Linked DNA regions of Homo sapiens: regions 1 and 3 are each linked to region 2. The links are chromatin contacts, found by Hi-C or POLR2A ChIA-PET in ENCODE. All regions are on one chromosome and are shown on one strand. Each heading gives the region's core, a stretch centred on a gene start or an enhancer-like site at or near the end of the contact. The rest is flanking DNA. Distances are from core to core; before and after follow the strand shown. Region 1 overlaps LRRC28 (leucine rich repeat containing 28). Region 2 overlaps LRRC28 (leucine rich repeat containing 28). Region 3 overlaps LRRC28 (leucine rich repeat containing 28).

Region 1 (3,952 bases), core at 1,214-3,713, 37 kb before region 2:
TTTATCAGATATATGATTTGCAAATATTTTTTCTCAGTCTGCGGTTTGTGTATTTTTTTAATTGGGGTGTCTTTTGAAGAGCAAAACTTATTTTTCCTTTTTCCGGCACTCCATTCATTTATATATATTCCTTTTCTTTTTTCTTTTTTTTTCAAGACAGGGTCTTACTCTGTCACCCAGGCTGGGGTGCAGTGATGTGATCTCCGCTCACTGCAACCTCTGCCTCCTGGGTTAAAGTGATTCTTGTGCCTCAGTCTCCTGAGTAGCTGGGATTACAGGTGTGCACCAACACGCCCGGCTCATTTATTTATTTATTTATTTTTGTATTTTTAGTAGAGACGGGGTTTCACCGTGTTGGCCAGGCTGGTCTTGAACTCCTGACCTCAAGTGACCCACCTGCCTGTGCCTCTCAAAGTGCTGGGATTACAGGCATGAGCCACCGTGCCCAGCCTTATATATATTTCTTTATGTGTGTATAGGTAGCAATGTTAACAAGAATGAGGGTCTGAAAGACTATTTATTAAAGTGATCTATGGGGATCACGACCCTATTCAGTATAATTTTTAATCATTTGATCTATTTCTTGCTTTTATTTTTATTTATGTAAAAATACAGCTTTAGCCTTGCTTCTCTCATTTTGTTGGGCCTCCACAACAATGTGCCTCTTTTCAACAATATAGGGAGATACTTGAGACTGTGTGGCCCACCCCAATCTTGTGGACCTGCTCGCGTGCATCACTGATGGCCAGATCTTAGCGGTAGGAGTTGAGCCAAAGAAGTGAAAGGCTCTGGGTTTTGGCACACGTCAGATCAGCTAGGTGCCTTTTGCTGTGCTCTAGAGATCATATAAATACGTATATATAAAAGGAGACTAGATGAAGGCATGCCAACAGCCAGGATGGTTATTGGAAGAGTTCATCTCTCAGGATTTTTTATAAATGTGAATGAATTTTCTGTCTTGCTAAATGGTAGTAAATATTGTGAACAGCTTTTTAATATAGTCATGGTTGACAAGTCTTTCAGGGCTTTTACAGCGCTGAAACTTGGTTTAATTTTTCTGTAATTTCTAAACTCTGATATTTAAATACATAAATTATCTGTGTAAAGATGTAGATTTTCTAGCACATATTCATTTAATTTTTTATTTTACAGAACTAAAGTAAAATGAATGCTACTTTGAAATTAATTAAGAAAATGTTTATGATGTTTGAATTTAACAAAATGTTTATAAGAAAAAAGTATTTCTGATATCGCTAAAACTAAAATTCTAACACTTTCAGGATTCAAGCTTTAGCTTTCCATAAAATATCAGGGCTTGTTTATTTAAAGAATGTTAATTAATAGCTACTATCTTTTTTTAAAAGCTCTATGATGTGCAAATTTGGGGTCAGTAAAATTTGGAAAGAGGAATATTATGTATTTTTCCTTCTATATTTTTCTATCATTTATAAATTAATTTGAAAATAAAAACAGTGGCTTTGTTTTCTTGAAATCCTTCTTTGTGTTTCTCCACTCAAATCTCCTTGAATGTTCAAACTGAGCTCTACATAAAGTATGTTAGTATATATTTGTAAGAATTGTGATGCATAACTTCGCATTTCTCCTTCATCACTTAGAAAAAGAGGGCAGTATTTTAGTACCAGTCATTGAGAAATTAAGCCTTGAGTGGTAGTAGTTCATTTATTTTTAACAACATGATTAAGGCTATTCAGAAGAATACTTTTGTTAAACATTTGGATTTTTCCCTTTTGTCTTCATTTAATTATTTCTTAGTATTGCACAATATTAGGCTACATTGCCTTGGTATCTCTAATTAAAAATTAAATATCTTATAATGATATAGCTTTTAGGGAGACTTGCAGGCTAATGATGCCGAGGCATTTCTCTTTGCTGTTGTCCCAGACATTGCCCACTCGGTTTCCTAATTTAGTAACAGAAATAAAACTGTGCACGACTGGGCAGGTTTGGTATGCCGGCACCCTGCCAGGAAGCATGGGTTTCTTAAGCAAATGGACCGATGGGGATTTGAGGAAAACACAGATTATGTTACATGAGCTTTGCACTTTGCAAATCCCTAACTATTTAAAGGAACTCGGCTAACCCGCTGATACCTAAATAAAGTCAGTTTTGTTTAAACATACATACACACAAAATGATATATTGTTTCCTTTTCCAAAATTAAAAATTACCCTTCATATTTGTGTTTTTAATTTCACATTTTTTGTCAACGTTTAAAAGCTCTCTCTTGGTTAAGTAATGTATGAAAATTATTGTTAATTTTGTTAAATTCTTTTATGTATTTGTAATACCCTTCCATATAGCATAATAAAAGGAGTTGATAATGTACATATGCATTGTGCTTCTGTGTGAGGAAATGAAAGAAAGTTCTGGCAGGTTTTAAAAGAAGCCTAGTTTTATACCTTGGCTCTGGCACCAGCTTGGCTGAGTGACCTTGGTGCCTATTGTCTGTCCTGCACTGTGAGTGTCATGAGTGTTCTGTGTCACGCTAACACTTCAGGTTGGTCTGCAGCAGTTTCTTTGCTGAGTGTTTGAGCACGGGCTGCTTTCCTATCCACTGACATGTTTCCTTCTTGCTGGTGCGTCTTGTCTGGCACATCTTTGGTCCTTTTCGGGTCCATTGCCTCTGAGTTTGGAGAAGAGCCTTCAGCCCTGAGGATTAGCCTGCTGCTTTTCTCCTTCAAGCCATTACGTGTTTCTTCAGCGTCTGCCATTCATTGTCAGAATGGGGCCAGCTGTTCACTCTGGTGATCTTTGTTTAATTGCCATTAGACTGTATGTAAACACTGGGGGCAGGTAATTCTGAAGCATGTTTTCATTGAGAGAGAGAGTTTATCTCATCTTTTACTAGACTTTTGGCAGATAGAAATGAAGAATTCTAATACTTGGGACACTGTGGGTTGGGTAGGGAGAACGATACAGGGTGCAGGGTCCACATCATGCTTAAGGCAGCACTGGCTACAGTGCAGAACAAAGTGGATTTAATATAAACTGAAGTTGTCAAATCCCACGGACTTGAGGACCAGTAAGATTTCCCATCCCATAAATGCCATCCAAAAGTGTGAAAGAAAGAATACTAAACATCAAAAATTCTTAACTGAAGTGGTCAGAACATTACTAATCTTTGAAAATAGTTTTTAGAAAGATCTATTCCTCTCCTTTTGAATATCTGAATAAGGCAGATAGATGCCCAGTCCTAGCATCAGAGACCAAAGATTCTAATCCCGTTCATTCATTTTTTAAAATGTAAAAGTTGTTACATATAGAAAAGTTCTCAGACCAAAAGTATGTACTCAATAAATTTACCTTCTTCCTCATCTCATTTTTCTGCCTTCCCAGTTTATTTCTATCCTCTTAGAGTCCACACTCCATGAAGACTGGCTCATTGTTCCTCTGCCATTAGCCTTGCCTTTGTTTTCCTGACTTCCAACACTCATCTCAGTTTTAAAGCGAAACTAAAGATCCTGCAATTGAAAATCTTGTTAAGGTGCAATATGTTATACTTGTTAACAGTAAAGACTTAATTTTGTGTGACCTTGGTCACTGTGGATTCCATTCTGGATGTGAGGGGAAGTCACTGGTGGATTTTGAGCAGACGAGTCCTATGATCTCATTTAGGTTTAAAAGAATGACTCAGATAACTGTAAAGAGGGGCCAGTGATGAAAACTTAAACGAGGCGCCGACAACAAAAACTGAGACGAGTTAGGAATCTGCCAAAATAACCCCAGCAAGAAATGATGATGGCTTGCACTAGAGTGTTAGCAGAACTGTTGGTGAGAAGCAGTTGGATTTTAGTTTATTTAGTGCTTTATAATTTTCACAGTGTCTCACTCACTTTCTTTTACCAACAGGGCAGGTTTTATCCCTGGTTATAAATAAGAATTCTCGAGGCTCTGAGAGATTATGAATCTTACACAACGTGACTTAGTAAGG
Region 2 (3,847 bases), core at 548-3,047:
CTTTGGCAATGTCTGCTTCAAGACCCCACTCTGATACTACACCTGGATGCCTTGGGCAAGAACCAGCTCTCTCACCCTTAGCCCCCGGGGAATCCTGCTAGGTAGTACCACTCCCTGGCCTGCATGGGAGTGCCCTGCTTGTATCAGAATGATGTGTTGGGGGAGGCTGTCTAACTTCCGTCATGGTGAAACAGGCAGATGCGCCTTTCAATCCCAGCTCTACCACTTGATAGCTGTGGAATCTTGGACTTCGGAAGGTTATTGAAGTCTCAGTAAAAGGGTAATATTAGCACCTACTTCATAGCACGATTGTGAGAATAAGATCCATAAAACACATATCACTTACAAATACCACATAAGTATACAGTCAATATGAACTGTTTTACTCTGTAACTAGACTGTAAGGAAGTGTAGGAACTGTGTGTCTTCATGTTTGGACCCCAAGCATTGAGCACAGTGCCCAGCCCATTCCTTGTGATCTTTTTGTTACCTGAACTGTGCAAGAGAAATAGAGATTCTGCAGCATGAATATTTAAACCCACAGCAAAGGAAGCCTGCAGTCATTCAAATTCATTAAAATCTATTTATTTTAATTTAACAGTTGATGATCTACCATGTGTAAAGTTATCTTATTAAATTATAATTCACTGTGAAGTCTTATTTTGTAAAAGGTGAATAGAAAGACAGTGACTTTGTAAGAGAGTTAATGGAGTCTGTGTGTTTGTGTGTATTTAAAGAAGCTAGCACTTAAAAATTTATTACTCTGAGAAAGTGGTTGAAGGGTTCTCTTTGTAAAAAGCATCATGTAGGTAATTTAAATTCATTTTAAGAATTATTTTGGAATACACTGTAAATTATTCTGAATTTATTACTAAGAAGCCCACATTTTATAGTATTTAAAGCATTGTAATTATGACTAATAATATCTCTGATTTATTGAACTATGATAATTGGTTTAACATTGATAGAGCATTCCAAATAATTTATTTTGATTGATTGCTTTGATGTTGTTGTTTCTTTTGCCCCATCATTTTGTTGATGAGAATATACCATTCACCTTTTGATAAAATAAATGAATTTCATACTGGTCAGCATGAAGTAAACACAGATCCTGTTCTGTCCTCTCCTGTGCTGTCATTCCATGCTTGCTTTTACAGTATGGTTAAAAGGGCAGTAGCCTGAATACACAGGAGCTTTTTGTTCCATTTTCAGCCATGTGGACTGTGTATGCCAGAGCCTTGAGGTTATAAGCAAACAAACAAACAGAATTGGAGCTTGTGCAGGACTCCTAGATTTTGCTAATTTCTAAGTCAGAAACTTTGATCTGTGAGTTTGGAAGAAAAAAAGGAAATATTTTGGACACAATACAGTACTTTAAAAAGCCACATGAAAAAGTTCTTTGTGGCTGTAGCATCTGTACGACGGACAGCTTCCTTGCGTTATAGATTTTACATACTGAGCAATTTTGCACAGGAACTTTAAAAATATTATTGCGTGATGTATCTATTGTAAGGTATCGGTGCATTAATAGTAATTAAAGGAAGAAAACAAACCGCCCCAGTGGTTAGTACACGAGTGATCTCTTCCAAAGTTAATTATTGAGTGAAGGGTTTTTTATCTTAAGAATATAAGAAACATCTCAAAGCCTTTTCATGAAGTACACGTTCGTATTTCAGCCTCATAATGATTACGAATGCCATTCCATTGTGCTTGGGGGTTTTTGCCAGCCGACTGCCTTCTGGCCAGGTTCACGCTCTCAAGAGGCCATCACAGCATCGCCTTTACAGCCTGTGACCTTGCCCGGCGCTGCGGTGTCCTGGCCTCCCCACCAGGCTGTGCTGTGCCAACTAAAACAGCAGAGCTGCCTGGTTCTCTTCATCATCCTGCTGGTTCTCTTCATCATCCCACACTGTTTTGTGATCTCCTCTTTGTATTCAGAAGCAAGAGGTAAAAGACTAAGATGTATCGAGTACCAATTATTTTGCCAGGAATAAAGCTGGGCACTATATACGTTGTTTAATCTTCATAACAGGTCTGTGAGAAAGGTACTCTTATCCCCTTGTTGCACTGGAGGAAGCAGGCTCAGAACATTTCATTTCCCTTCATGTCAGGAAGCAGTTAGTAAGTGAGGAAGCAGGATTCAGACTCAGTTCTGACTCCATCACCCACTGCATTGTCTAATTTCAGTACTGCCACTCCCCACTCTATATCAGATTGTGTATTTGGAAAGTTTAAGTGTCTGTATTACATACTCATGTCCATGAGGCATTATGCTGGCTAATGTATAATACATCTGAACAGAGCAGATACTGATTTTCTTTCAGCTTTAACATAAAATAGTCTATTTCATGGTGGGCATATATAAAAAACTACCTTCCTCAGAATAGCCAGGAGGTGCAAACTGAATTATGTGGAATATTGAAAAGCTAAGACAAGATCTGAACCTAATAGCATTTTTAAATTATCAACTCATTTTTTCCTATAAAATTAACATAGGGAAAGAAGACTAAACTATGTAAGAAGTAGCAAGTGTCAGCTCTTATTTAACTGTATTGTATGATCTTTGCATGTCACCTCATTTAATTTGCATAAGCTCTTTTTGCAGTATAGAGAAAAGAGGTGCTTCCTCTGTCATGTCCCATTTTGTGCCCTTGGTTTGAGGGGATGAATCATTGTCTCTAGAGGCCGCTGCCTCCAACTCTTCTCTGTGCAATTAAAGTATAGAAAAGTGTTACTACCATTTGCTGCATGCCAAAGAGAATTCTCTCTTAACTGGCCTTCTTCTACTGTAGGCCGTACTTCCAAATATGTCACTTACTAATAATGAGAACAGTAACTGCCATATATTGGAGAAGGTTATGTGCCAAGAATGCTATTTGATAATTTGTAAACCTTGTTAGCAATTCTCACTAAACCTGAGGACAGCTTTATTTTCCCCATTATACAGATGAGGAAACTAAGCCGCACATTTAGTAAATAGAACAAGGATTCAAACCCCAGTTGTCGGACTCCAAGACTGTGCTCCTGCTCTCTTAACTAGTATGCCACACCCCTTACCATTGCATATACCCAGGTAAAGAGTATTTTCTGCTTTCTGTGAGCCCCCTAGGGGCTCTGAAAGACAAATCTGAGACCAGAGATCATTTGCATTTTATCAACGCAGTTTTATTTTGAAAAAATATTCCAAAGTGTTCTATGTACCTTTGAAGTCTTCTATTTGTGGCTATAGGACTTGTTGAGCACCTTTTCATCTACCTGTTGGCCTTTCATATATGTTCTTTGGAAAAATGTCTGTTTAGATGCTTTGCCCATATTTCAATCGATTGTTTTTCTTCTATTGAGTTGTAAGAGTTCTTTATGTATACCAGAGAAGTAGTGAAGAAATTTAAAATAGGAAATCTTAGTGCCTTGTTGAGGCCTTTTTTATGCAAGTGGATTCTGGTATTTATAGTTTTCCCATCTATATTTTATAAATGTATTGCCTTTTATACCAATAGATATGTCCATGCATGTTTACTTAAGTTAACAGTATGCAATATTTTGGTAATTCTCTAGGCTGATGCTTAAAAAACATATTGTATGGTGATTTAAATATCACAATTTTTTTAAACATTCAGTGACCTTGCAACCGATAAGATTGAGGGACCAGGTACTGTTACACCATTTAACATATGAGCAAACAGAAGCTCTGCTCACATGCCTTGTAAGTGAATAGTCAGACACATGAGTCCTCTTATCCCCACAGTGTGCAAATTATTCTCTTCAGTGACTTACTTCTAGGTTAACGCCTCTCTTTTTATTTTTTTTTTAGCAGGGTCTCGCTCTGTTGCCCAGGCTGGAGTGCAGT
Region 3 (3,619 bases), core at 1-2,500, 42 kb after region 2:
TTGGGCCACTTCTCATAACACATACTGTATTCATCAGGGCTGGAAAACAAAATGCACATTTGGCTGAGACTTTGAAGAGAAATTAATGAAGAAGGACAATTGGCTGAAGTTTGGGCAGGGTGGAGAGCACCCAGAAGGATACTGAGGCACGCAGGGACTCACAGCAGTAGGAAGCCCTTACCATGCTTAATCCTTGGGCCTGAAGGGCAAAGGGAGCTCTCTCTGGAGCCTGGCGAGAACCAGAGGTAGCAAAGGGGGCCTGCCTGATAGGAGCTCCAGTCCCAGAGGTAGAGAGGGAGTGGGGTGGAAATACTCAACCTTCCTTCTTCCTGCCCTTCAGCCCCCTGCTGGTGCCTCCTGCTGGTGCCTCTCGCTGGCCTAACCAGAAGCTAGAGTTGAGGCAACTTTGCTGGTAAAGTCTACAGAGGTCCCCTTCCTGGGCCACAGGGAAAGGCGGACTGTGTTGGGGGTGAGGAAATAGAAAACAATCAGCACAGGGGGTCTTGTGGAAACAACAAGAGAGTCTTCTCCCTCTACCAGAGGATAGCACTTCTGGCAGGAAAACAAGGCATCTAATAGCTGGAGCTGTCCAGAGTGGGTCAGAGGCCCCCTGGGGCTCATGACTCACGCACAAAGGTGCCCAAACCTCTGATATGTGGGAAGACCTTTGAACTGTATTATTCAGATTCTGAAATGACCTCTACGAGCAACCTATGTGTATGCGTACATTTGTAGGATAAATTCCTTAAAATTATGTTGTTTAAGCTCTGTGGTATATATGTGTTCTGGCTAAATTGGAGACATTTTCTGTTACATGATTTTTATAATGGACTTCAATTCTGTGATTGCGTTGTTGGTTCTAGAAAGCAGAGTTCGAAACGTAATGTGGAAAAGGCATTTGTTTTTTTTTTTTTTCTTAGTTTCTACTTTAGGGATAATATATCTTCTGAACGCTGCTATTAAAATGAACATTCAAAAAATAAATAAATAAAATGAACATTCACATGTACATACTTCACCTGATTCCAGTGCTCAGTTTGAAAAGGAAATTTAAATTTCTATTATGCAGTTTGTTGACCATGGCTAATCCTCCATTTTAACAAAGAAAAAAGTTTCCAGCAGAAAGAATCAGAGACTTTAATCTTGAACTCACAGCGTTCTTCTCTCCCTTTTTCCCCTTCCAGGAAGACAACTGTTAGTTTTGTGGCTTACTGCTGCTCCACCCAGTGTCTGCAGACTTTTGACCTGCTGAGTTGATAAACACTCAAGAACCTCAGGAGCGCTGCCAGCTTGACACTGGGGAATCCAGCCAGTCCAGCACACTCTTCCATCCTGTCCTGTCCAATGCGGGGGCACTGCAGAACTCTCTAGAAATGTCATGATTGAGCTTCAGAGCTAAAATGCCTTCACCCTTCCCCCAAGTTGGAATATATCCTCCCCCAAATTAAGGACCCATTTGTCTTCTGTGTTTTTCCTTTTTATGTGAGTGTGTCTTTTACAGAAACCATTTAGATTGATGGGCCTCCCCAAATCTAATTTAAAGCAAGTTTCCGGTCCTTGGAGAACAGTGACTTGATCATCTAGCCAGATTCCCTTTTGAACACACATACCTTCAGTGATGCTTCCTCTCCTCTCCCCTCCCTTGCTTTCCCCAGAGAGTTATTTCCCTGAGACCATGTTCTCCACAGTGTCTCCAGTGGAAACTTGTCAGTTTTTGAGGAGTTTCAGCAAACCCCGTGGCCTCAATGGTCTTGAGTAGCAGGGTGGGGCGCCTGAGTTGGCAGCAAAGTGAGGCTCCCATGGAGGCTCAGTGAGGGTCCCAGAGCACACACCCTCTGGAAAGTTCCAGCCTTGTTTATACGTTCTACAGTGTAGCAACAGACTTTTGTGAGGGATTTTAAAAACAAAAATGTAGATTGTAATGAAATACACTTCCTGTTTTTTAAAAGTGTTTGCAGAAAAATGATTTTTGAAGTTTTTAAATTTCCTGATAAGATTTTTTTTATATGAGAAGAATTTGAGGAATATTTGAAGCTTTACAAGATCTGATTTTTTTCTTTCTCAATATAAAGTTTCCATACAATGAGAAAGGGGGAGAAAACACACATTGAAATAAGACCTCCGTGTTCTTTTTTGATGGGTTTATGATTCAGTTTATACTGACTTTGAAATATTTTTGTCACATGTGAAAGGCTTCAGCTACTTCCACTACTGGTTTTTTTTTGTTGTTGTTGAGACGGAGTCTCGCTCTGTCGCCCAGGCTGGAGTGCAGTGGCGGGATCTCGGCTCACTGCAAGCTCCGCCTCCCGGGTTCACGCCATTCTCCTGCCTCAGCCTCCCAAGTAGCTGGGACCACAGGCGCCCGCCACCACGCCCGGCTAATTTTTTGTATTTTTAGTAGAGACGGGGTTTCACCGTGTTAGCCGGGATGGTCTCGATCTCCTGACCTCGTGATCCGCACGCCTCGGCCTCCCAAAGTGCTGGGATTACAGGCGTGAGCCACCGCGCCCGGCCCACTACTGGTTTTTAACAGGATGATTCAAAGTACAGCCCGTGCACATTTACTTCGTCACCTGGTGCACCACACTGTCTTCATGTTGGCCCTCGTTTCTTGTATACTTAGCTTACTGCCCAGATGCAACTGAGAAAATACAGGAAAAGCAGGTCCAAATTCAGCCTTCGACTTCTGCAAAAGTCCATAAACAGAAAGTCTGTGAGCCTCCACCCTGCCAGAAAGAACTCTTCATGAAGAAGTCACGTATTTGCTCTTCCTTTCAAAGGATGGCATTTTAATGTTGCTTTGCTGCCAGATGTTCATCTGCTTGCTGTGAAGTGATTCTTTTTTTAAAATGTTTTTTAATGATGTAAGTTTTCTAAAAGGCAGGGCTGAATGGAGAACCAAGAATTTGCTTGGTAGAAAAATTATTTTTTTTTAATTTCAGACTTATCAAAAATTTGGTTGAGGGAATTTTTATTAGCTGCCCTGACTTTATAATGCTACGCTCTTAACAGTGCCAAAAATCCTACATAGTTACTGACAAATGTGTGATCTTTTTACAGTCACAACACCTGCTGCCCGGAAAGCACACCGTCCACGTAGAATGGAGAAGGCAGAAAGTTACCGTGTGTTCCCACTGTATCTGCACTGTTCTTACTTCCTCTTGTCCCTTTTCATATCTTGGTCTATTCAGCCTTAACATTTCAAAGGCTTATAGTAAAATAGGAACTGAAGATCTGTATCAAAATGTAACACTTTCATCCTTTGGAATAATTGAAGTTTAACATAACCTCTACATGTATATAAGTTAGCTGGTGAAAATGTGGCATGAAACTTCACAATTGTGCTTCAGGCCTAAGTGACTGCTACCTATGATTTAAGTGACAGTAAATGTCTTGCTACATTTTTCTATTTCATCCTCTACAATCATATGTCATGGAATGGAGCTATGAAATGTGCTAACTTGGTATTCAGGATTCTCATTGTGATAAGGTGATACATTAGTTTTACCTTGTTTGAAATTTTACAAAAATGCTTACAATCCAGGCATTCTTTCTCTACCTATTATGAACTACGGTGTGTTAAACAACAGCAGTGGGCTGGGCAGACAACCTTTGGGCA

What was found. A loop is a pair of places that touch in the nucleus more often than their neighbours do. ChIA-PET counts read pairs that join two places held with the same protein, here RNA polymerase II (POLR2A). Pooled maps may share reads with other maps.
Region 1: a map of heart left ventricle shows a loop between it and region 2 (2.3-fold over the local background). The contact joins two enhancer-like sites. A Hi-C loop is called at or near these places in 7 of 168 maps with a recorded cell type or tissue (Right ventricle myocardium inferior, ascending aorta, gastrocnemius medialis and 2 more) and 6 of 50 pooled maps. POLR2A ChIA-PET finds 5 or more read pairs at or near these places in 6 of 52 experiments (AG04450, BJ, CD4-positive, alpha-beta T cell and 3 more).
Region 3: a loop to region 2 is called in a map of heart left ventricle, with 2.0 times the contacts of the local background. The contact joins two enhancer-like sites. A Hi-C loop is called at or near these places in 2 of 168 maps with a recorded cell type or tissue (heart left ventricle and transverse colon), 2 of 37 single-sample maps with no recorded cell type and 8 of 50 pooled maps. POLR2A ChIA-PET finds 5 or more read pairs at or near these places in 3 of 52 experiments (BJ, OCI-LY7 and T-cell).

What each region holds. Positions count from the first base shown.
Region 1 is chr15:99,304,296-99,308,247 of GRCh38, forward strand. The region is part of intron 5 of LRRC28 (leucine rich repeat containing 28); the gene reads left to right. Among named protein-coding and RNA genes, the nearest start is that of LRRC28, 55 kb to the left of the region's middle. Within about 2 kb of position 2,464, at least 10 of the 41 ENCODE cell types and tissues checked have a DNase peak (open chromatin) inside an H3K27ac peak, as active enhancers do; they include heart left ventricle, where a contact is called at or near this core.
Region 2 is chr15:99,342,193-99,346,039 of GRCh38, forward strand. All of the region lies in intron 6 of LRRC28 (leucine rich repeat containing 28), which reads left to right. Among named protein-coding and RNA genes, the nearest start is that of LINC02244, 58 kb to the right of the region's middle. Within about 2 kb of position 1,798, at least 4 of the 41 ENCODE cell types and tissues checked have a DNase peak (open chromatin) inside an H3K27ac peak, as active enhancers do; they include heart left ventricle, where a contact is called at or near this core.
Region 3 is chr15:99,384,846-99,388,464 of GRCh38, forward strand. LRRC28 (leucine rich repeat containing 28) reads left to right here. Exons shown (of 10, transcript NM_144598.5): 10 at 1,185-3,619. The coding sequence ends at 1,257. Among named protein-coding and RNA genes, the nearest start is that of LINC02244, 16 kb to the right of the region's middle. Within about 2 kb of position 1,251, at least 10 of the 41 ENCODE cell types and tissues checked have a DNase peak (open chromatin) inside an H3K27ac peak, as active enhancers do; they include heart left ventricle, where a contact is called at or near this core.